2 separate regions of the Homo sapiens genome follow, and region 1 is linked to region 2. The links are chromatin loops, found by intact Hi-C in ENCODE. Cell type or tissue: GM12878. All regions are shown on one strand. Links, peaks and the distances in the headings refer to the core of each region. The heading gives the core; the rest is flanking DNA.

Region 1 (11,422 bases), core at 1,982-9,981, 69 kb before region 2:
CCACATTTTCCTTATCGAGTCAACTGTTGGTGGACACTTAAGTTGGTTTCATGACTTTACGATTATAAATAGTGCTGCTGTAAACATAGGTGTGCAGGTATCTTTTTTATATCATGATTTATTTTCTTTGAGTAGATACCCAGTAGTGGGATTGCTGGATCAAATGGTGGTTCTGATTTTAGTTTTTTGAAATATCATCATACTGTTTTCCATAGAGGTTAAACTAATTTACATTCCTATCAACAATGTATGAGCATTCCCTTTTCTCTACATCCACACCTTCTCTTGTTTTTTCACTTTTTAAAAATAGCCATTCTGACTAGTGTAAGATGGTATCTCAGTGTGGTTTTAATTTGCATTTCTCTAATGATTAGTTGATGTTGAGCATTTTTTCATGTATTTCTTGGCCACTTCTATGACGTCTTTTGAGAAATGTCTGTTCATGTCCTTTGCTCAGTTTTTAATGGGGTTACTTGTTTTTTCCTTAGGGTTGTTTGAGTTCCTTATAGGTTCTGAATATTAATCCTTTGTCAAAGGCATAATTTGTAAATATTTTCTTCCATTCTTTAGATTTTTCTATTTAGCCATTGATTATTTGTTTTGCTCCGCAGAAACTTTTTAGTTTGATTAAATCTCATTTGTCTATTTTTGTTTTTGCTGTATTTGCTTTTGGGCTCTTCATTATAAATTCTTTGCCTAAGCCAATGTCTGGAAGGGTTTTTCCTAAGTTTTTGTCCAGAATTTTTATAGTTTCAGGTGTTACATTTAGGTCTTTAATCCATCTGGAGTTAATTTTTGTATATGGTGAAAGATAAAGGTCCAGTTTCATTCTTCTACTTATGGCTAGCCAATTTTCCTAGCATCATCTGTTGAATATGGTGTCCTTTCCCCATTGTTTATTTTTGTCAGCTTTATTGAAGATCAGTTGATTGTAGATATGTGGCTTAATATCTGGGTTGTGGCTTAATGTTTGGGTTCTCACTTCTCTTCTATTGATCTATGTGTCTGTTTTTGTACCAGTACCATTGCTATTTTACTTATGATAGTCTTACTGTATAATTTGAAATCAGGCAATGTGATGCCGCTGGATTTGTTCTTTTTGCTTAAGAGTGCTTTGGCTATTTGGGCTTTGAAGGGTTCTATATGAGCTTTAAAATTGTTTTTTCTAATTCCTTAAAAAAATAGTTTGGTAATTTCATAGGAATTCCATTGAATGTGTAGATTGCTTTTGGTAGTATAGTCATTTTAATGATATTGATTCTTCCAATCCATGAGCATGGGTGTTATTTGTTTTTGTTTTCTTTTTTTTGAGCCAGGGTCTTGCTCTGTTGTCCAGGCTGGAGGACAGTGGCATGATCACATCTCACTGTAGCCTCTACCTCCCAGGCTCAGGGAATCCTCCCACCTTAGCCTCCTGAGTAGTTGGGACCACAGGTGCACACCACCATGCCTGGCTAATTTATTACTATTATTATTATTACTTGTAGAGAGGAGGCCTCACTATGTTGCCTAGGCTGGTCTCAAACTCCTGAGCTCAAGCAATCCTCCTACCTCAGCCTCTCAAAGTGCTGGGATCGCAGACATGAACCAAGGTGCCTGGACAAGTATGGGATTTTAAAAAATTTATTTATGTCATCTACAATTTCTTTCATCCATGTTTTCTAGTTCTCCTTGTAGAGATCTTTCACCTCCTTAGTTAAATGTATTGCTAGGTATTTTATTTTTGTGTGTGGCTATTGTAAATAGGATTGAGTTCTTCATTTGATTCTCAGATTGAACATTATTTGTATATAGAAATGCTACTGATTTTTGATGTTTATTTTGTATCCTGAGACTTCACCAAAGTTGCTCATCAAGACTAGGAATCTCTAGAGAAGTCTCTAGGGTTTTCTAGGTATATGATCATGTTATCAGTGTACAGAGATAATTTGACTTTCTCTTTTCCAATTTGAGTGTCTTATTTCTTTCTCTTGTCTGATAGCTCTGGCTAGGGCTTCTTGTAAAATGTTGAATAGGAGTGGTAAAAGTGGACATCCTTGTCTTGTTCCAGCTCTAAGAAGATATGCTTTAAATTTTTCCCCAATCAGTATGATATTGGCTGTGGGATTGTTGTAGACGGTTCTTATTATTTTGACGTATGTTCCACCTACACCCAGTTTGTTGAGGGTTTTTATCATAAATGGATGTTGGAGTTTATTGGATGCTTTTTCTTCATGTATTGAGATGATCATAATTTTTTTTGTTCTCAGTTCTGTTTATGTGGTGGATCACATTTATTGATTTATCTATGTGTAACCCTCCTTGCATTCCTGAAATAAAGCCCACTTGATCATGGTGAATCATCTTTTAATGTGCTGTTGGATTCAGTTTGCTAGTATTTTGTTGACAAGGATTTTTGCATCTATGTTCATCATGGATATTGACCTATAGTTTTCTTTTTTTGTTGTGTCCTTGCCTGATTTTGTTATCAGAATGATACTGGATTTGTAGAATGAGTTAGGAAGAGATCTTTCCTTCTCAATTTTTTGGAATAGTGTTAGTAAGAGTGGAACTGGCTCTTCTTTGTACTTCTGGTAAAATTCAGCTATGAATCCATCCGGTCCTGGGCTTTTTTTTTTTTTTTTTTTTTTGTGAGGGGAGATTTTTAACTACTGATTCCATTTCATTACTCATTATTGGTATCGTTCAGGGTTTCTACTTCTTCCTGGTTCAATCTTAGGAGGTTGTATCTTTCCAGGAATTTATCAGTTTCCTCTAGGTTTTGTAGTTTATGTGCATAGATGTGTCCATAGTAGTACCGGATGATCTTTTGTATTTTCTGGTATCAGTTGTGGTGTCACCCTTACCATTTCTGATTGTACTTATTTGGATCTTCTCTCTTTTGCTTAGTCTAGCTAGCAGTCTGTCAATTCTGTTTTTCCTTTCAAAGAACCAATTTTTTCGTTTTATTGATCCATTGTATCTTTTTTTTTGGTCCCAATCTCATTTAGTTTTGCTCCAATCTTTGTTATTTCTTTTCTTCTGCTAATTTTAGGTTTGATTTTTTTCATGTTTTTCTATTAGGTTGCTAATTTGAGATTTTCCTCTCTTTTTGATGGAGGCATTTAATGTTATAAACTTTCCTCTTGACACTGCCTTTGCTATATCCCAGAGGTTTTGGTATTTTGTGTCTCTATTTTCATTCATTTTAAAGAATTTTTTTGTTCCTGCCTTGATTTCACTGTTTACCTAAAAGTCATTCAGGAGAAAGTTTTTTATTTTCCATATACTTGTGTAGTTTTGAGAGTTCCTCTTGGTTTTAATTTCTAATTTTATTTCTCTGTGGTCTGAGAAGATATTTAATATGATTTTGATTTTTTTTTTTTTTTTGAGACGGAGTCTTGAACTGTTGCTGGAGTGCAGTGGCATGATCTCAGCTCACTGCAACCTCTGCCTCCCAGGTTCAAGTGATTCTCCTGCCTCAGCCTCCTGAGTAGCTGGGATAACAGGTGCCCACCACCACGCCTGGCTAATTTTTTGTATTTTTAGTAGAGACAGGTTTCACTATGTTGGCCAGGCTGGTCTCGAATGCCTGACCTTGTGATCCACCTGCCTCTGCCTCCCAAAGTGCTGGGATTACAGACGTGAGCCACTGCACCTGGCCATGATTTTGATTTTTTAAAATGTATTGAGATTTGCCTTATGGCCAAGCATATGGTCAGTTTTAGAGAATGTTCCATGCACAGGTAAAAAGAATGTGTTGCAGGACAATCAAAGACTGGAGAGACTGAAAAAAGTTCAGGAGAGTCTATTAAGGTGATCACCGGTCCAGCCAGACATATATCCAGAAAGCCTGAGCCCTGAACAAAGGGCTTTTCCTACTTTTAAACATCTTAAGGCAGGAACTATGTGAAGCTGGAAGTGAGTTACAGAAGCAAGAAACAAAGGCGGCGTTGCAACATTTCTTACATGTTGAGAAAGACATGATTTGCAACCTAAACTTATCAGTCTTGTGACCCTGCAGTCATGCAGGAACTCACTGGGCCTGTAATAAACTTTGAGGAATGTGGAGTTGGGGAGTATAGATAAGGTCCACTGTCCACAGAGAGAAGACAGGCTGTTAATATTCCCTTTTAACTTGAGTGTAAGGTGGGGGGGGGGGTCACACTTTGCAGCAACTTTAAGAGGACTTTAAAATTTCTATTACTACTACTATTAAGTTATAGTTGATTTCATTAATTCCTTCTTCAAATGTATATTGTGTAGTTTTGGGTAGACTGTTCTATAGATGTCTCCTAGATCCAGTTGGTCTGTAGTCCAGTTTAAGTCCAGGGTTTCTTTGTTGACTTTCTGCCTTGGTGATCTATCTAGTGATGTCAGTGAAAGTGTTGAAGTCCCTCATTATTATTGTATTGCTATCAGTCTGTTTTTCACTGGTCTGGTAGTATTTATTTCATGAATCTTGGTGCTCCATTGTTGGGTGCATCCATATTTAGGATAGTAAATATTTCTTCTTTGTCTTTTTTACTGTTGTTGGTTTAAAGTCATTTTATCTGATATGAGAATGGCTATTCCTGCTTGCTTTTCTTTTCTATTTGCATGATGTATCTTTTTCCACCCTTTTACTTCTGAGTCTAAATGTGTCTTTAGTCAGTAGGTTGGTCTCTTGTAGGGAGCAGATGGCTGGGTCTTATTTTTTAATCAAAATTTGCCACTGTGTATCTTTTAAGTGGGAGCATTTAGGTCATTTGTATTTAAGGTTATTATTGATATGTGAGGTTTTGTTCCTGACATAGTGTTGTTAGCTGGTTGCTTTGGAGTTTCTATTGTGTAGTTGTTTTATAGGATCTTTGAGCTTTGCACTTATGTTTCCTTTTCTGATGGTGAGTATCATCCTTTCATTTCCATGTTGAGAACTTCTTTGAGCATTTCTTGTAGGGCCAGTCTAGTGGTGACAAATTCTCTTAGCAATTGCTTATCTAGAAAAGATTTTATTTCTTCTTCATTTATGAAGTTTAAGTTGTCAGGATATAAAATTCTTGGTTGGTATTTTTTTTTTTCTTTAAGGAGGCTAAAAATAGGCCCCAGTTTTTTTCTGGCTTGCAGGGTTACTGCTGAGAAGTCTGTCTACTAGTCTATCTGTTAGTCTAACAGGTTTTCCTTTGCAGGTGATTTGACCTTTTTCTATAGCTGCCTTTAAGATTCTTTTCTTTAGTGTTGACCTTGGATAGTTCGGTGACTGTATGCCTTGGTGATACTTGTTTTGCACAGTATCTTGCAGGTGTTTTCTGGATTTCTTGTATTTGGATGTCTACCTCTTTAGCAAGATTAGGGAAATTTTCCTGAATTATTCCCTCAAATATGTTTTTTGAGTTGTTTACTTTTTCTCCTTCTCTCTCAGGAATAGTAATAATTCACAGGTTTGGTCACTTTACATAAACCCATATTTCCTAAGGCTTTTTTCATTTTTAAAAATCTTTTTCTTTTCTTTTCTCTGTCTTTTTTGAAGCGAGGTCCTCCAGTGTCATCCAGGCTGTAGTGCAGTAGTCACTGCAGCCTCAACCTCCCAGGTTCAAGCAATCCTCCAACCTCAGCCCCCCAAGTAGCTGAGACCACAGGTGTGCACCACCATGCCTGGCTAATTTTTAATTTCTTTTTTCTTTACTTTTGTCTAACTAGGTTTGTTCAAAAGACTGGTCTCTGAGCTCTGAAATTGTTTTATTTGCCTGGTCTAGTCTATTGAGAAGGCTTTCAATTGTATTTTGAAATTCCTCAAGTGAATTTTTCAATTCCAGAAGTTTCTGATTGATTTTTTAAAGATGTTTTTTAAAATCTCTGCCTTCATTTCCTAGATTGCTTTTGTAGTTTCTTTGTGTTGATTTTCGACCTTGTCTTGGATCTTGTTGAGCTTCCTTGCAATTCATACTTTGAATTGAATTATAAAATATGAATTAATGCTTCCTTTGAATCCATTCTTTATCTGTCATTTCTGAATTTCCATTTTGGTTAGGAGGCGTTGCTGGAGAGCTAGTGTGATCCTTTGATGCTGTTGCAACATTCAGATTTCTCATGGTGCCAGAATTTTTATGCTTGTTTTTTGTCATCTGGAGAGGCTGCCACTTCTAATTTTTGAAATCATTTTCATTCAGATAGAATGTTTTTCTTCCCTTTCTCCAGCCTCTCTAGGGAGTGTGACTGTAGAGTATGTTGGATAGGGTCTTTGGGCTTTGATTTCTATACCCGCTCTGCACTTCTGTTGGCAGGTTTTATATTGAGCTATGCAGTTCCATCTACAGGCCAGTAGATGGCGCTGATGGGTAAGAGTCAGCTGTGGCACGAGCAGATGGGTATGTAACTGATCTTTGTTTACTGTGAGGTGTTCTGTGTTGTTTCAGGTGATAGGCTGGACAGTGGAGTGCCAGATATCCTGAACTTCCTGTTCTGCAATAGGGGTGGTGGGGGAAGGGGTGGAGACAGCTGGGCAGAGCCGGACCTCCTGGCTTGCCTACAAATTCCCCAGTGGCAAACACAGGGACCAGCCCTGATGAGGGCGGCTGGCAGGAGCTCCTGGTGAAATGTGCTGAGGTCTCTGCAGGTGGTGAGGGGGCTGCACCGGCTCCACATCCTAGAAGGACAGGAATATGATCTGTTTCCCTATCATAACCCCGTCTTTGGGCTCATGACTTCCTGTTTGTATGCACACTAAAGTCTATCTCTGGACCACAGTGCGGTTGAGAGCCATGGGAAAACCCTTTCTGCAACTCTCCATGGGTGTTGCTTCAGGGCATTAACTTCTCACTCAGCCTGTCACAGATAGCTTTATGGCTCACTTGTTTTCCAGTGTGGTAATGTTGCTGCTTTGTGTAGAGGTAGGGGCTCCACCTTTGGGCCCGTGCAGGAGGGTGTTGGTTGTGGTGGTATTGGCTGATTGTGTCAAACCAATCTGATGCCCTGGTGAGCTGATCAGGTGCCCACTGTGTTGAAATGGGCTAGGTAGTTCCCCAGTTCCCAGGCCCCTAGATGGCCCACTGGATAGTGTGTGTGAATGTATGAGTTCTGGTGGGGCTGGACAAGGGTTGGGTTAGCCCAGAGTTCAGGTGCTGGCTGTGATGGGGAGGGGTGAACTGGTCCCCGGGTCACTTGCAAAACTCTCAGGTGAGGGCAGGCTCCCACCCAGGCAGTGGGAGCCCAAGGGAAGATCACAGGTCTCTGGGGATTGTGTTCTCAGGAGAGCTCTGGGCCGCAGCTGAAATGTTCAGGTGGAGACAGAGCAGCTGGGGAGGGCCGGACCCCTCAGCTGGAGCAATGGAGACTGGCAGCTGTGGGGTGTGTGACACACTCACACTTCCCTTCTATATAAGTAACATTGGAGTTCACTATTGGGGGCACACAAGGGTGCCAATATTTCTCTTGTGTTGACCTGAGAGTGGTAGTGGCAGAGGCTGTGGTAGTGGCAACTGCCAGAAGCTTGTGGCTGGCCTCAGAAAATTGGGCTTGCAGAGGAACTGAGCTACAGCCAGATGTCCAGGCAGGGGCAAGAAGACTGCACTGGGGGCTGGAAGACAGTGAGCCTCATTTGATGGGAAGCAGCTGAGGTGGGGAGTCATGGGGAGTGCAGTCTACTTGCTGTTCATTTGTATCTCAGCTGTGGCACATGAAAGTGCCCTAGCTCCTCATTCCCTCTTAGCCTGGGGGCAGCAGAGGGGAAGGGAGTGGCAGCCATGACTGAAAAGGGTCTGTCAGCTACCTCTGGGAGTTATGCACTCAGATGAGCACAGAGCTGCGACAGCTGAGTGAGTCCAGGGAGGGGCTGTGTGTGTGTACTGGGGGCTGGCAGGTAGCAAGCCCCGTTTGGCAGGGAGCAGCAGAGATGAAGAGTTGCGGGGTGTGCAGTGTGCCCACTGTTCCTCCATATCTCAGCTGTTATGTTCATGCTGGAGACACACAGAAGTACCCAGACTCCTCGGCCTCTCTTTGCCTGGGGGTAGCAGGGGCAGAGGCAGCGACAATGGCCGTACAAAGGGCTTGTTAGCTATATCTGGGAGTTTTGCACCCAGAGGAATGCAGACCTCTGACTGCAGTATTCCGGCAGGGGCAGGGTGGCTGTGCAGGTGGCCCAAGCCAGCAAGCCCCGACTGGCAGGGAGCAGTGGAATTGGGGGTAATGTAATATGCAGTCTGGCCACTCCTCAGTTTTGCAGCTTTGGCTTCTATCCCAGGGGTGTGCAAAAGAACCTTGTTTCCTTTATTAGTGGGGTAATGGTAGCTGGCACTGGGCTGCCCAGGGATCAAATGCCTGTGAGGTTCCATGTGAGCTGGGGTAGTATCTCTGCACAGACTCCAGGAAGCTCTCTGTGTTGGTCTAGAGGCCTGGGGTAGTCAAGGACAGTCTCTTGTGCCCAGGATTGTAAAGGCCCATGGCAGAAGTGTGGATCTCCTGGAGACCCTCACTCACTTATCCTTTCCCCAGGCTAGGGAGCTTCCTCCAGGTTCCTGCCAGTCCTGTGTGGGCAGTTGCCTGGCTTCAGTCCTTTCTGCCCTCCATGGGTCTGGTCCCTTCCTTAGTGAATCCCAGAGTGATTTCTTAGATGATGATGCATGATATAGTTGGGCCCTGTGTCCCCACCCAAATCTCGTCTTGAATTGTAATTCCTACATGTTAAGGGAGGGACTTGGTGGGAGGTGACTGGAACATGGGGGCGGTTTCCCCCATGCTGTTCTCATGACAGTGAGAGTGTTCTCACGAGATCTGATGGTTTAAAAGTGGTAGTTTCCCCTGCGCACTCTTTCCTGCCACTTTGTGAAAAAGTACTTGCTTCTCCTTCACCTTCCACCGTAATTGTAAGTTTCCTGAGGCTTCTCCAGCCATGCAGAACTGTGAGTCAATTAAACCTCTTTCCTTTATAAATTACCCAGTCTCAGGTAGTATCCTTATAGCAGTGTGAGAATGGATTAATACAATGCAGTTGAAGAGTCAGTATTTATTTGCTACTTTGTTTCTTTCCTGTGAGACAGGCATGAACTAGCTGCTTCTAGTCAGACATCTTGAATCAGACCCCCCAGAATTTTATATAAATAGAATTGTACATTCTGTGCACTTTTTTGACTTGCATTTTTCACTCATTACAATTATTTTGGGATTTAACCATATTGTTATGTATATCATTGATTTATTTCTTTTATTGCTGAGCAGTATTCTACTATATGGAAATACCAGAATATGTTTACTCATTTCATACACATGTTGATGGTCATTTGGTTTATTTATAGTTTGGGTAAACATAATGCTATAAACATTAACATACAAGTATTTTGTCTGGATGTACGCTTGCCTTTCTCTTGGGTACATGGTATTGGAATGTAGAGTTATATAGTAGATATATGTTCAACATTTTAAGAAGCCATTATACTGTATTCCAAAGTATTGCATGATTTTACATTCCTACCAGTGGTATGTGAGAGTGTAGGTTGCTCCATGTCTTCCTCACACTTGGTATGGTCAGATTTTAAAATTTCAGCCATTGACCAGGTGTGGTTGCTCACACCTGTAATCCCAAGCACTCTGGGAGGCCAAGGCAGGCAGATCACTTGAGGTTAGGAGTTCGAAACCAGCCTGGCCAACATGGTGAAACCCCTTCTCTACTAAAATTGCAAAAATTAGCTGGGCATGCTGGTGCGTGCCTGTAATCCCAGCTGCCTGGGAGGCTGAGGTGGGAGAATCGCTTGAATCTGGGAGGCAGACGTTGCAGTGAGCCAGATGGCGCCACTGCACTCCAGCCTGTACAACAGAGTGAGACCCTGTCTCAAAAAAATAACAAAAAACAAAACAAAACAAAAGAAAAAATTCAGCCCCTATAAGTATATGGTGATATTTCATTGTGATTTAAGTTTGCATTTATGACAAATTGAACATAGTTGTATGTACTTATCTTTCATCCACATATCTTCTTTGGTGAGGTATCTGTTCAAATCTTTTGCTCATTTTTTAAAGTTGGGTTGTTTGTTTTCTTATTTTTGAGTTTTAGGATTTATTTATGGATTCTTGATACAAGTCTTTTATCAGATATGAGTTGCAAATATTTTCTCAGGCTTGTGGCTTGCTTTTCATTCACTTAATGGTGTCTTTTGGAGAGCAAAAGTTTTTAATTTTCATCAAGTGTAATTTATCAATTTTTTATCTTACAGATTTTGTATTTGGTATCTTGTTTCAGAAATCTTTGCCTAACCCAAGACTAACAGATTTTCTCCTATGTTTTCTTCTAGAAGTTTTCTTTTTGTTAACCATTATATTTAGTTTACTGACCCATTTTAAGTTAAATTTTGTATATGTCAAAGTTATGTATGGCTTCTTACTGGGGAGAAAAATCTTTTAAGGGGGTATTTTGGTAGAGAAAATGCAATGTCTTCATCAACCGTTTGTTTTTCCTTCTAGGCACACAGCCTAGACTATTTCCCAGCATCTCTGCAGTTAGGTTAGGGTAGTATGACTTAGTTTTAATTTGTGCAAGGTGGACAGAATTAATGTGCTTTCTTCTAGACCATACTGTACAACTCTTTGTATAATCCTCCACATTCTTCATATCCGTTTTCTATGCTAACTTTGGTTGCCATGTGTCCAAAGTAGCTGAGTCACAAAAAAGATGTTAGGTTCCTAAACTGCCACATGAAGGGCCATTGTTCTGATTATTTAATGCTGCACAATAAACCACACCAAAAGTTAGTGGCTCATACAACAGTCTTTTATTAGATCTTATGACTCTCTGAGTTGACTGGGCTCAGCTAGTGGCTCTTGCTTGAGATCTCTCTTGCAATTGAGGGCACTTGTTGGATAGTACAGATGGCTGCAGTCATCTGATGGCTCAACTGGGTGAGTGACCAAGAAGGTCCACTCACATGGATAGCAGATAATGCTGGCTATGTGCTGGAAACCCAACTGGGATGTCAACTGGAGGGCTTACACTTGGCTTCTCCATGTAGCATGAAATTCTCTTAGTCTGGTGGTTGGGTTCCAAGAGGAAGAGCCCCATACATGTGCATTCCAAGAGTCAAGAATTGGAAGCAGTTAAGACTATGCCTGGAGTGGCATAACATCATTTCCTGCATATTTTATTGATCAAAGTAGTGACAGGCCCTTCCTTTATTCAATGGGAATATAAACTGTATATCTTGATGGGGGAGTAGTAAAGTCACATTGTAAAAGAACATAACGTATTGATGGCATTGTCATGATCATCTTTAAAAATACAATATGCCATACTCTCCCACCAAACACTTGACTGTACTATGGCATAGGTGAGGTAAAAACTTACATTATCCTAACCCCATGAGATTTGAAGGTTTGTTACAGCACTTAGTTTATCCTGACTACCATACATAATAGTGCATCCACTGAGAGAACCACCCTCTTGCCTCCTGGATTATCAGTAATGCCTCCTCTCGGCTTG
Region 2 (11,422 bases), core at 1,122-9,121:
TGACACTTAGCTTAAAGCACACATTGTATAGCTTATAGCTGTACCAGTTATTTCCTTTATAGCCATATTCTATAAACTTTTTTCTATTTTAAAAATGTTTAATTTTTTAAATCTTTGTTATAAACTAAGGTACAATTACACTCATTGGCCTATGTCTATATAGAGTCAAGATCATCAATATCACTGTCTTCCACTCCACATCTTATCCTATTGGAAGGTCTTTAGGGGCAATAACATGCATGGAGCTGTCACCTTCTGGAGGACTTGCCTGAGGCTGTTTTACAGTTAATTTTTCTAAGTAGAAGGAATGCACTCTAAAATAATGATAAAAAGTATTGTATAGTAAGTGCATAAACCGGTAATACTTACTATCAAGTATTATGTACTGTACGTAAGTGTATAACCTAGACTTTTTACAGCTCAGTAGGTTTGTTTACACCAGTATAATCACAGACATAGTGAGTAATGTGTTGTGCTACAATGTTACAATTGTTCTGTCACTAGGCAGTAGTAATTTTTCTGCTCCATTATAATCTTAAGGGACCACTGTGGTATATGAGGTCTATCACTGACCAAAATGTCATTATGTGGTGCATGACTGTATTTGAAACTCAGCCCAAATTAAAATCTCTCTGAAAAAACAGAATGTACCCTTTCCATTGAAATGCCTCTAACCTGAAAATGGAATCTACCAAATATTTTCAGTGGAATCTTTCATTACAATAGAAAGCTAGAACTTGATCTTTCTGTGTGGAGGAGTGCAATTTAGCCACCCCAATAGATGAGCTGGATTTCTTAAGTGTGGGCAACTCTCTTCCCTTGAGTATCACTTGTTTTGGGGTTTGGAAACGTCCCAGGAGACTGAAGTGATTTTACTTGCCTGTGGGAGGGTAGGGCAGATAACCTGTGAAGTTCCTACTGCAGGCAGTGCCAGGACTGTGTACTATTTTGAGGACTTCTCAGCATAGGAGGTCAAAAGACTCAGCAGACTGTTCTTTTCACCCAGAACATTACAGGAAAATGGGGCTTTTCTATCTACCAACCTGGAAATCTTCAGAAATTTAGCTTCTGATTAGTACGCATATTACTCTCATTATCATCAATGAATCATAGAAAAGAAATTTATGTGGGGACTCTTCTTAATGCGGGGGGGATGTCACTCTGGTGCACAATAGTATCTTCCTTCTCTACTTTGTAAACCACTGACTGATTCCACCACACCTGGCATTCTGATGATATAGTTATTTACTGTTCACTAGTTATTCACTGGTCACACATTAGGCTTATCCCTTCAACTATATCACAGCTTTTTAATGGACAGGAACTATTCCTCAGACATATGTTGAAAAGCTTTCTCTGTTCCTAGCATAAGGTTGAGCACTAAGAAAAACAGTACATGTATTAAACTGAACTGAAAGTCTGTTCCTGAGGATGAATGAACTCGAGGAGAAGCTTGTAAAGCACCTGTTACATGTGGAGTCTTAATATGAAAAACTCACTGGAGCTCTGTGGTTCCTTGGTTCCCGGGCATAGGAAAGCTCATAGATTTCATCCTCAGTGTAGTAAAGATCCAGGGATAACTGCAGATCAAAGCAGAACAGGGTTCATTGCTAAGATGCTGTTTGCCTCTCCCACAGCTGATGGTTCTTTCTTGGATTTTCCTTGCCAGTAGTTTACTCTTTTAGGTTCTAAACAGTTTGTTTTTAAAAGTCACAAAACAGGTATAACACCTACTATTGCAATAGGGCAAGCATTAATTCTCATTGAAATGTTTTTAATTTTGGACATAGGATGCCCTCTTTTTAACTATGATTTAAATCTAAGCCTCTATATAGAGCTTAGGCCAAAGGCCTTGTCTGGACAGATGACTAATACATCACTTGTTCTCTCTCAAAGCAGACAGATGATCTGAAAGGATGGTGTGTATAGTCTGAGACTATTAAATTTGAGTCCAGCAATAAAATCCAGTTTAAATGGTAAGACATATTAATTGCTATTAAGAGTTAATGAGTCTGGGTGCATGGTGGCTCATGCCTGTATTCCCAGCATTTTGGGAGGCCAGGGCAGGTTGATTGCTTGAGCTCAGGAGTTTGAGACCAGCCTGGGCAACATAGCAAAACCCTGTCTCTACAAAAAATACAAAAGTTAACCGGGCGTGGTGGCGTGTGCCCGTGGTCCCAGCTACTCAGGAGGCTGAGGTGGGAGGATGGCTTGGACCTGGAAGATAGAGGTTGCAGTGAGCTGAGATTGCACTACTGCACTCCAGTCTAGGTCATAGAGCCAGACCTTGTCTCCAAAAAAAAAAAAAAAAAAAAAAATAGTGAGTTTCATGTATCTTAGAACTATAAAATTTTAGGAGAGAAGTCCTTAGGAATAATATTATTCTTAACCTTGAGTCTATGGATAGGCTTCAAGGATTTCAGAACTTGAAATTACATGCATATTTAAAAATAAATGGCTTATGTACATTTTTCTGGGAAGAAGGTTCACAGCTTTCATCACAAGATTTATAATCCAAAGAATGTTAAGATTCACTCCATGTTTTTACAAATGATGTCTGAGACACAGACCTGCCAAGGTCACCTGGCTAATAAGTGAAAGGGCTAGGATCACACACCAGCTGATGTGAAGCCCAGGGTTCTATCAAAATGCTGCTGTGAGGCAGAAAGAGGTTATGATCATTATTCTACTCTCCAAAAACAGCAGGTTAAAAACTGTGTAACTTTAGAACTGGAAGAGAAGTTCGAAGTCATCCCAGAGACTAATTCGTTTGAGGAGAGGAATCTTGGACGGTTATATGTCCATAGTCACACAGCTGGTAAACTACGGAATTGCAGGTCTGGAAGGGAGTTCATCATCTGATCTCACCCCATATGCAAAATGCAAATCCTGGTCTCCCACACCATTGACAAGTGTTCATCTTCACTTGAATATCTCCAAGAGCAAAGATCTAAGCCAGGAACCAAATAATAACCCTGGGTGTTTTTTGTTTGTTTTTTAAATTACTGCCTGCCCTTTTTATGAGAGCACATTCATTCTCTCCATCTGTTACCAAGACTTGTATCCTGATTTGCCATCAGCTCCTCCCAGAGAGCTTAGGACTGCTTTTGTAGAGGTAGTGAAACAGTCCTAGAAGTCTGAAGGGCACAGTCTCTAGAGTCCCACCACCTGGGTCTGAATCAAGGCTCTGCTACTTAATAATGTGTGGTCTCCTGGCAAGGTATATCTTTGTGCTTTAGTATCCCTAGCTATATGTTGGAGATAGTAATAGGATCTGCTTCATAGAGCCTTTATGAGGACTAACAGCTAATATTTGGTAAGGGGTATAGAATGGCACCTGGCACACAGAAAGTGCTTAGTAATTGTCCTCCAGTGTGAGCCTCACCGTCAGCAAGTGTACCAAGTCCTTGTTAGCCTCCAAGGGTGGGGCCACCTCTTGCAGCTGGACCAATTCACTGATATGATTGTATAGGGCCAGTAGCTTATGGACGTTCACTTTCCCGTCCTCCAGATAGTCAGGCATGGCTTCATACAGGGAGATGAGGTCCTTGAGATGCACACCCAGAATGGGGATCTTGAAGTCGGTGCACTCTCCATAGGCTCGCCGGTAATTGTCGTAGTTTCTGGAGGAGGACAGCAGCTCAGTCATCTCACCGAGAACCTACAAAGCAGAACAGACCAATCACAGGTACCCGCTAGGCAGTGTGCATTGTCTGTAATGAGGACCTTGCATGTTTGCATCCTGTGCCATGATCTCACCCCATCCAGAATTTGTTGAGCAGGGGGTAATTCATGTAAAAGGTACAGATTATGACTCCCCAGTTAAAACCTCAGCTATGTCAAATATCACAGAATATATTTATAAACACAAGATATGCTTGAATCTGTTATATAACTTAAACATTATAAATCGGGGTTTTATCATTTTTATGTTAAAATTTCCTTCTTTTCAAAAACAAGGACCTGATACAAAAATTAAAAAGGTACAAGAATATATAGTGAACACTATCCCTCTAACTCCTGTCCCCAAGCCATGTGATTCCCTTCCTTGGTGTCTTCTGAATGCTTCCAGAGACACTGCATTGATTAACAGTTGAAATGTGATGTCAGGAAATGCTGACTATGTTGCTGGCATGGGGAAGAGCATGTATTTTAAGAGTGGAGCTTCAGTAGTCTATTGTGTGTTATTCTCTATGAGGTGCTTGATGGGCCTTTCAAGATTCTCAGAATGGGCCTATGACTAGAAAGCAAGTGACATTCCATTCACAGACTAAAACCTTGAACTAAAAAGACTGAATAGACTAGATCAATTCTGAGCAAAGGACAGGAGAGAGGACATTAGAGGTTACACCCTGCTTCAAACCTGGAAGTGGGAACGGCTGCTCACCAGCACAGAAAGGGAGCAGCCAGATCTAGTTTTCTTTTCAATCACTTGTCATTCAAGTCAGCAAGCAGTTCACAGAATCCATTCCCCATGAGTGATAACCAGCTTTCTCAGAAGCAAAGACATGAAGTGACTGTCTGCCAATCATGTTATCATACAACATAAGGAGTCCTCTCTTATCCTTAGGGGGATACAGTCCAAGACGCCTAATTGATGCCTGAAACTGTGCATAGTAACAAACCCGATTGCTGTCAAGTGGAACACATTTCTGTTCATGTTTCCCACCCACAAATGTAATGCCATTCCCATCATGCACTGTGGCCATAACTTTTTGCAGTATGAAGTACAAAAGAGAAACTAGAATGAACTTCTTTTCTTTTTCACAATTTCATAGATGAAATTCCTTCTTACTTAGATCTTAGCAACCTCAGCATATGATTTTTTTCCTTCCTTATTAAGTAAAGAACTTAGAGGAAACACTTTAGGGCTGCTCTTTGGCATATCCAAATTGCCAACATCATTACTCTTGCACTGTGAGGCCATTATTAAACAAAGTGAGAGTTACTTGAACACAAGCACTGCAATACCATGACAGTCAATCTGATGACCAAGACGGCTACTTAGTGACTGATATGAAGGAGTCCCAGAAAGAATGGAATGGGATGGCTTAAGATTTCATCATGCTACTCAGCACAGCATGCATTTTAAAACTTATGAATTGGCCAGGCGTGGTGGTTCATGCCTGTAATCCCAGCACTTTGGGAGACCGAGGTGGACGGATCACCTGAGGTCCAAAGTTCAAGACCAGCCTGGCTAACATGGTGAAACCCCGTCTCTACTAAAAATACAAAATTAACCCGGCGTGGTGGCACACGCCTGTAGTCCCAGCTACTTGGGAGCCTGAGGCAGGAGGATTACTTGAACCTGGGAGGCGGAGATTCCAGTGAGCTGAGACTGAGCCACTGCACTCCAGCCTGGGTGACAGAGTGAGACTGTCTCAATCAATAAATAAATAATAAAATTTATGAATTATTTCTGGGATTTTCCATTAAATTTTTTTTGGACTGCAGTTGACCTCAGATAACTGAAACTACAGGAGACAAAACCTCAGATAAGGGGGACTACTGTAACCCTTTTAGACACTGTGCCCAAACTTAATAAAATTGTGGCCTACGAAGTACCATTTCTCCACAATGAAGAACTTGGAGTTCTTGGAGTCAGACCCCTTCAAATCACTGGGAGATGGCAAGAGAGCTTCTTCTTCATAAACCTCTACCAATGGTGCAGGTGAGCCCTAGGCATGGAAGGGGCTCACAAGACAAGAGTGTAACAGCAAAAATGATAAAGATATTTTTATTCCCCTCCGAAGGTGAAATCAACAACTTGGGGACTTTTGCTTCAACCCTGGACTTACTAATTCACTATGCAGACCACCCTGAGGGTCAAGTAGCTACCGACAGGAAGCACTGCTGTGGGGGGACCCCAAGCTGAAGAGGAGCAAGCTCTCTCTTATAAGCTAAATGACATGAAGGCTTCTTAATCTCTGTGACTATTTCTCTCTGTCACCTCTGAGATGTGGGCAATCTTTTCAACTGTTCCACCTGGTTTCAGCAGAACCGTTAAGGAATGAAGAGGTGACTAAAGATGATGCCCTTTTGATCAGACCACTGGGAAGTGGGGGGCCTCCCCAGAGGCCCAGCATTGTGATAACAGAGATAATAAAAGACTCCCCAAAAGGGAGCTGAACACCTGGGAAAAACAGATGGGGTAATGAGCTTAGGTATCTCTCCCTAAAAAGAGAGTTCCTCTCCATGCTAGTTTGGAAGGATTGGGGCTTGAGTATAGTAAGGTCCTCTTACATGAAAGTGCTCAAAGAGCAGTCATTATCTAACCCATGCCATACATTTATATCCTCGGTATATTACAGTGGTTTATATTTATAACAACAGCTCCAGCTGGACTCAGTGGCTCATGCCTGTAATTCCAATACTTTAGGAGGCCGAGATGGGAGGATCGCTTGAGGCCAAGAGTTGGAGACCAGTCTGGACAACATAGGGAGACCCTTATCTCTACAAAAATTTTAAAAAATAGCTGGGCATAATGGTGTGCACCCATGGTCCTAGCTACTTGGTAGGCTGAGGTGGGAGGATTGCTTGAGCCCAGGAGTTTGAGACTGCAGTGAGCTATGATCGTGCCAGCCTGTGCTCCAGCCTTGATGACAGAGGAAGACCCTGTTTCTATAAAAAAGAGAAACAAGCAAAACAGCCCTATGTCATAAAAGATAAAAGTATATTCTGTAAAATCTAATAATGTAGGAAAATGTACAGGACATTTAAGAAAAATATTCATTAATAAAACATTATGTATTACAAAATGGTATCTGAAGAACTCATATCCAATTATCTGGTAAAATTCAACTATCCGGAATGTCATTCTTCAAGGGTTCTGGATAGCTAAGTTTTTAATATATCACTATATAACTACACTCAATGTGCAAACTGACCTATGGTCAACCGAACCACAATTCCTTTTGAGAACACATTTTAGAGCAAGGAGCTGGAGCGAGGGAATCAGTGTCAAAGATGGTAACTGAATATTCCATGGCCTATGAACATGGGAAGAGGCACACATTGTTTCAACTGGTCCAGCAGGAATGTTTGCAGTGACACTGTCTGAGGCCAGACAAAATCACAGTTACTCTAAAAAATGTGACTTCTCCATCCTATGGATTTCCTTAAGGTTTGCCTCCCTGCCACTTAGCCTGGTTGACAAGGGATGGTGTGGTTGGAAATGCTCTCTGGGCTGCCCACCAAGGAGAAAATGTTGGCACACATCTTGAGAATGCTGCTAAGGGCCCCAGAGAAGACAGTAGCACTGACCTTATTGATTTCATGTGGGACATGCGAACTTGTCTCCTTGAGCCTCGAGATTGAGCTGTGACACAGCCCACCTATCACAGCCATCAGTGTATTGAAGTTCTGTAGTTGGTGGAGCTTCTGTGACACAGAAGACAGATGACAGCAGAGTCACTGTACATGTCAGTTATATGGGGAGCTTAGAGGCTGCCTCTTGTCTCTGTGCCGTGAGTCTCCCTTACGCTGGTTAAAGACTAGTTACGAGGCATTGCAATTTCCTGTCCATGTCTCCCCTTCTGCTTTATTCAGACTGGTGGATTCCACATCTGGGAGGCATTACATCTCTCTCCTTTTGTTGTTGCTGATCTGTGGACCACCTTCTAGATCAGTGCTTTCTTAGAATCACCTCAAGTATTTGTTTAACACAATGGTTTCTGGACCTAACCCAGACATTCTGATTGCCTGGATCTGGGGTTAGGCTTGGAGATCTGTACTTTTAATATACCTTTAGTTAATATCAGAGCAGGTGATCCAAAGTCAGAGCTGTTGACTTTGAGAAACACTGGTCTAGACCATCCAGAGTTGGAGAAAGATATTATTAAGTGTAATCTTTTATTTATTCCAAATTTACCAGACTTTTATTTTTGAGGGTAAGGACTTTGTCTTATTTTCCCATGCAATGCCAGTGCCTATATAGGACAGTAACTGGGACAGAGAAGCTAGAATCTCTGGGGAACTTCAAATATGGGTTCATAGTACTTGTTTTCCTCTTATAAAATGCCCCTCAAACATTAAATGCAGCCATTCAGCACTGCATGGGCTTAAAGACCTAAGACAATCCAGGATGGTCCAGCTCCAGTAAATCTTAGAATTGCCCTTTCCTTTGCCATGTGGGCCAGACTCGGGAAAATAATGTAGGCTGGTAAGCATCTTTTGAAAAATGTTAAAGGTCTAAACAGATCTAAAACTGGATCCTGACCCCTGATATGGCCTGTATGGCCCCCTCCCCTCCACACTGTCCTTGTATGGAAGAAGAGACAAGTCACCATATCTAGATCTGGTTGAAGGCACACAAACCTCTCCACCCCCTCGCCATGGTTCAGGAGGGAAAAAACAGCTCTAATTAATAGACTAAGCTGGAGGAAAAGGGGATAGAAAGTTTACCTTATAGCCCAAGCCAAATGTCTTAAACCAGTTATTCACCTGAGCCACCTGGATGAACTTGATGAAGACTTCTGCTCGGAGCTGCGGCGTGGGGCGGCTGAGAACCATCAGTTGTACCCACTGGGAGATGCCGTTGCACAGAGCAATAGATCGCTCCATGGTGGGGTTTTCCTTCACACAGCTATTTACAAGGTAATTCTGATAATCAGAGAACTGCAGGAAAAGAAACAACAACAACAAAAAAAACCTATCAGTACTGTACTCTGGTATTCCAGAAGATTTAAGGGACAAGTCCAGTCTGCTCAGTTGATGGCTGGGAACTGCCATGGAACAGAGGAGCTCCTGGTGCTCTTCTGCATCTTGGCCACTTGCCAACAAGCATGATGGGAGGGAAATCTTCCTTATTCTACCCACAGCATGATTTCTCTACATCGAAAGTTATTAGGAATAAGTGGATGTGTAGACACATTAGTTAATCCAAATGCTGTATTTCAGTAGATATTGTTACTGACTATTCTAAATTCTAAAGAATACAGTACAGAATAAAGATCAGTATTGCTGCTAAGGTTAAGGGAATAAAAGGTAATTCCCCTGACAAAAACAAATCTCTCTCTCCCCAGCTGTTTTCTTACCTTAAAAATGTGATCATAAAATCTGCCCTATCTAGGACATAGAATTGTTATGAAGATCAAAGAAGATAATGTGTGAAAGCTTTAACTTTTTAAAGTGTTACATATATGTAAGGTTGCGCTAATGGAGTAGTTATGAACCTTATGCTAATACAAGCCTGTTTGTATTTCCTTCTACTCACCAACTGGAGCAGAGGCAAATGGAGTACTTAAAATTTGGTTAGCTATATGTTTGCTGATCATGGTTTCCCAAGTTGACAATAGCATTGACTACAGTTGGCAATGAAACAACATGTGTAAAACTGGAAATGTCCCTGAAGATCTAGTCTAAGTGATGTTTGTAGCTATTGTGTCCCTGTCACAAAGAATCCCTCTGCTCAAATCACAGTCTGTTTCTCTTCAACTTTCCTATGGAAGTCTTTGGTGCTTTTCCCCAATTATTTCCAACTCTTCCCTTCTCAACTCTTCCCTTTGAAAGAAGGTGTGACCATATGACATGGTTCAGCCAGCAGAATGTTGAGTGGAAGCGATGTAACTTTGGAGGCAAAGATGTAAGAGCCAGTGAGTGGTCTGCCATGTTGCCTTCCTACTGCTGCAGAGATCTTGGAAATTCCTGGCAAGATGAAGCCTCCATCATCTGGGTTCCTGGGGAACTCTGATCAGCCTCTGCTGACCCATGTTAGACATGCAGTGTGAGTGAAAAATAAACTTTTGCTTAATTAAGCCACTGAGATTGTACAGGAGGTGGGTGGGTGGGGGGTTATTACTACAGTACACCTTAGTTCTGCCTAAGTAGTAAATATATAGATGAGAAGTCACAACCCAAATAAAATAGCTGCAAATTAACTGAGCCCCATTTTACTGTGCTATATGGCTGCTGATGGGTGGAAAACCTATGAGTAGGACCAAAATCGCTCCTTAAGAGAGATATATAAAGCAAACATCTTACTGGTTCTAAAAGAAAGTAGCCACAACTCATTGCATATATTTTGAATATATTCATTCAATTAATATATTCCAGTGAATACATTTAATACCCCCCTCCCACTATAAATATAACTTTAAATCCACTTGTTTTTTTAAAACAATTATCCCAGTAACATCCTCACTACCCCTAAAGTTTTGTAATAAACAGAAGATATCAAATGCCTTTCAATTCACAGCACAGATAAATTTCCCTCCAACCTCATGTTGGAGAGAAAACTTGTGTTTGGTAAAACTGTTTAGCACTGTACAGGAAAAACAAAAAAACCCTGAGATAGTCTTCTATGAAGGGACCAAGCCACTCAAAAGAAATGAAGGTTGAAACTGATGTTTTCACTTGCAAATAGAACACTGTTCAACCCCTGGGGACACTGGCTGGGATTCCTCGTTCTGCACTGATTTTTCACTTCTGCCTCCACTGATGTGAGCATTGGCATCAAGCAGACATCCTGCAGGCCTGACCAAGCAGCCTGCCAGTTTGACCCCTGCAGAGCTCAGATTTCCTGTGTGATAAATGGCTTTTTTCAGTGGCTCAGCTCTGACTGCTGTCCTTCCCTGTGACGGGGAGGCACTGCCAAATGGGAACTCCTGAGGCAGAGCTTTTCAATTTGGGTCTGGGGTACTGAGGGGTGCAGAGAATGGAGAGTTAATGCTTGGAGAAGTTATTTCCAAATGGAAGCTGGGAGCTTCCTGGCTGAGTGACCAAACAGCTGCGTGAAAACAGAAGGGCTGTCAATATTATGAATGAAAATGTAAAATAACCTTTGTAACCTGATTTGCAGGTCTCCTTCCAGACACAACTGAGCTCAACAAATTGGTGCTGAGTGACTGAGAGAGGCATGTAGTCCTAGCCCCAGCTTTGACTGTAATCAGCTGTGTCGACCTTGTTCAAGTCAGCCCTCTGGGCCTCCATCCCCTCACCAGGAGAATACTGGTCATTTTAATAAATGGACCCAGCAACTAGGTGGTCACTATTTTTAGCACGGAGGTGAAGACTGTATCTGTTGGTAGGGGTAGGGGCTAAGTGGAATAAGGGTTTCATTTCTCAGGAAAGCACATTAGCCAGTGAGGGTCTGTTGGCATCTGACATGTTGACAAGTTCTCTTGCATAGAACTAATATTCTTTGGGATCACATATGGATTGCAGTGAGGAAAGGATGAACCTGTACTCTTTCTGTACCTGATGATCAACTGAAATCTCTCTCCCTTTGACTCTGCTTAGTTGCCCCAGTTGAAAGGTTTTGGGTCAGCACAGCTTATCTCTAGAATCACAGTGACTTCTGGGCCAGGACCACTTCAAGGATTTAGGTATGTTCTGGGCTAGGGCAGTAGAATCTATTTTGGGATTTCCCAGAGCCATTCAAAGCTTACCCCAGAATGAATTCAAACTCTGAGAGGACATATCC

The links. A loop is a pair of places that touch in the nucleus more often than their neighbours do. Peaks named below come from ENCODE experiments on the same cell type or tissue, not always from the same donor. Only the 100,000 strongest peaks of a DNase experiment are listed, where the experiment ranks them.
Region 1: a loop joins it to region 2, with 2.8 times the contacts of the local background. A loop is called at or near these places in 3 of 110 quality-filtered maps.

What each region holds. Positions count from the first base shown.
Region 1 is chr15:38,434,164-38,445,585 of GRCh38, forward strand. No RefSeq gene overlaps it. Among named protein-coding and RNA genes, the nearest start is that of FAM98B, 14 kb to the right of the region's middle. RefSeq lists an enhancer at 6,397-6,566. In GM12878, for the core only: a CTCF peak has its summit at 6,288 (motif pointing right); DNase peaks (open chromatin) are centred at 6,309 and 6,778.
Region 2 is chr15:38,504,341-38,515,762 of GRCh38, forward strand. It overlaps RASGRP1 (RAS guanyl releasing protein 1), which reads right to left. Exons shown (of 17, transcript NM_005739.4): 7 at 8,443-8,616; 8 at 7,264-7,380; 9 at 3,386-3,661; 10 at 1,500-1,580. LOC105370774 (a long non-coding RNA gene) reads left to right here. Exons shown (of 2, transcript XR_001751485.3): 1 at 1-1,976; 2 at 9,514-11,422. Among named protein-coding and RNA genes, the nearest start is that of RASGRP1, 55 kb to the right of the region's middle. In GM12878, for the core only: no CTCF peak of the experiment used is centred there; a DNase peak (open chromatin) is centred at 4,551; H3K27ac peaks cover 1,339 bases.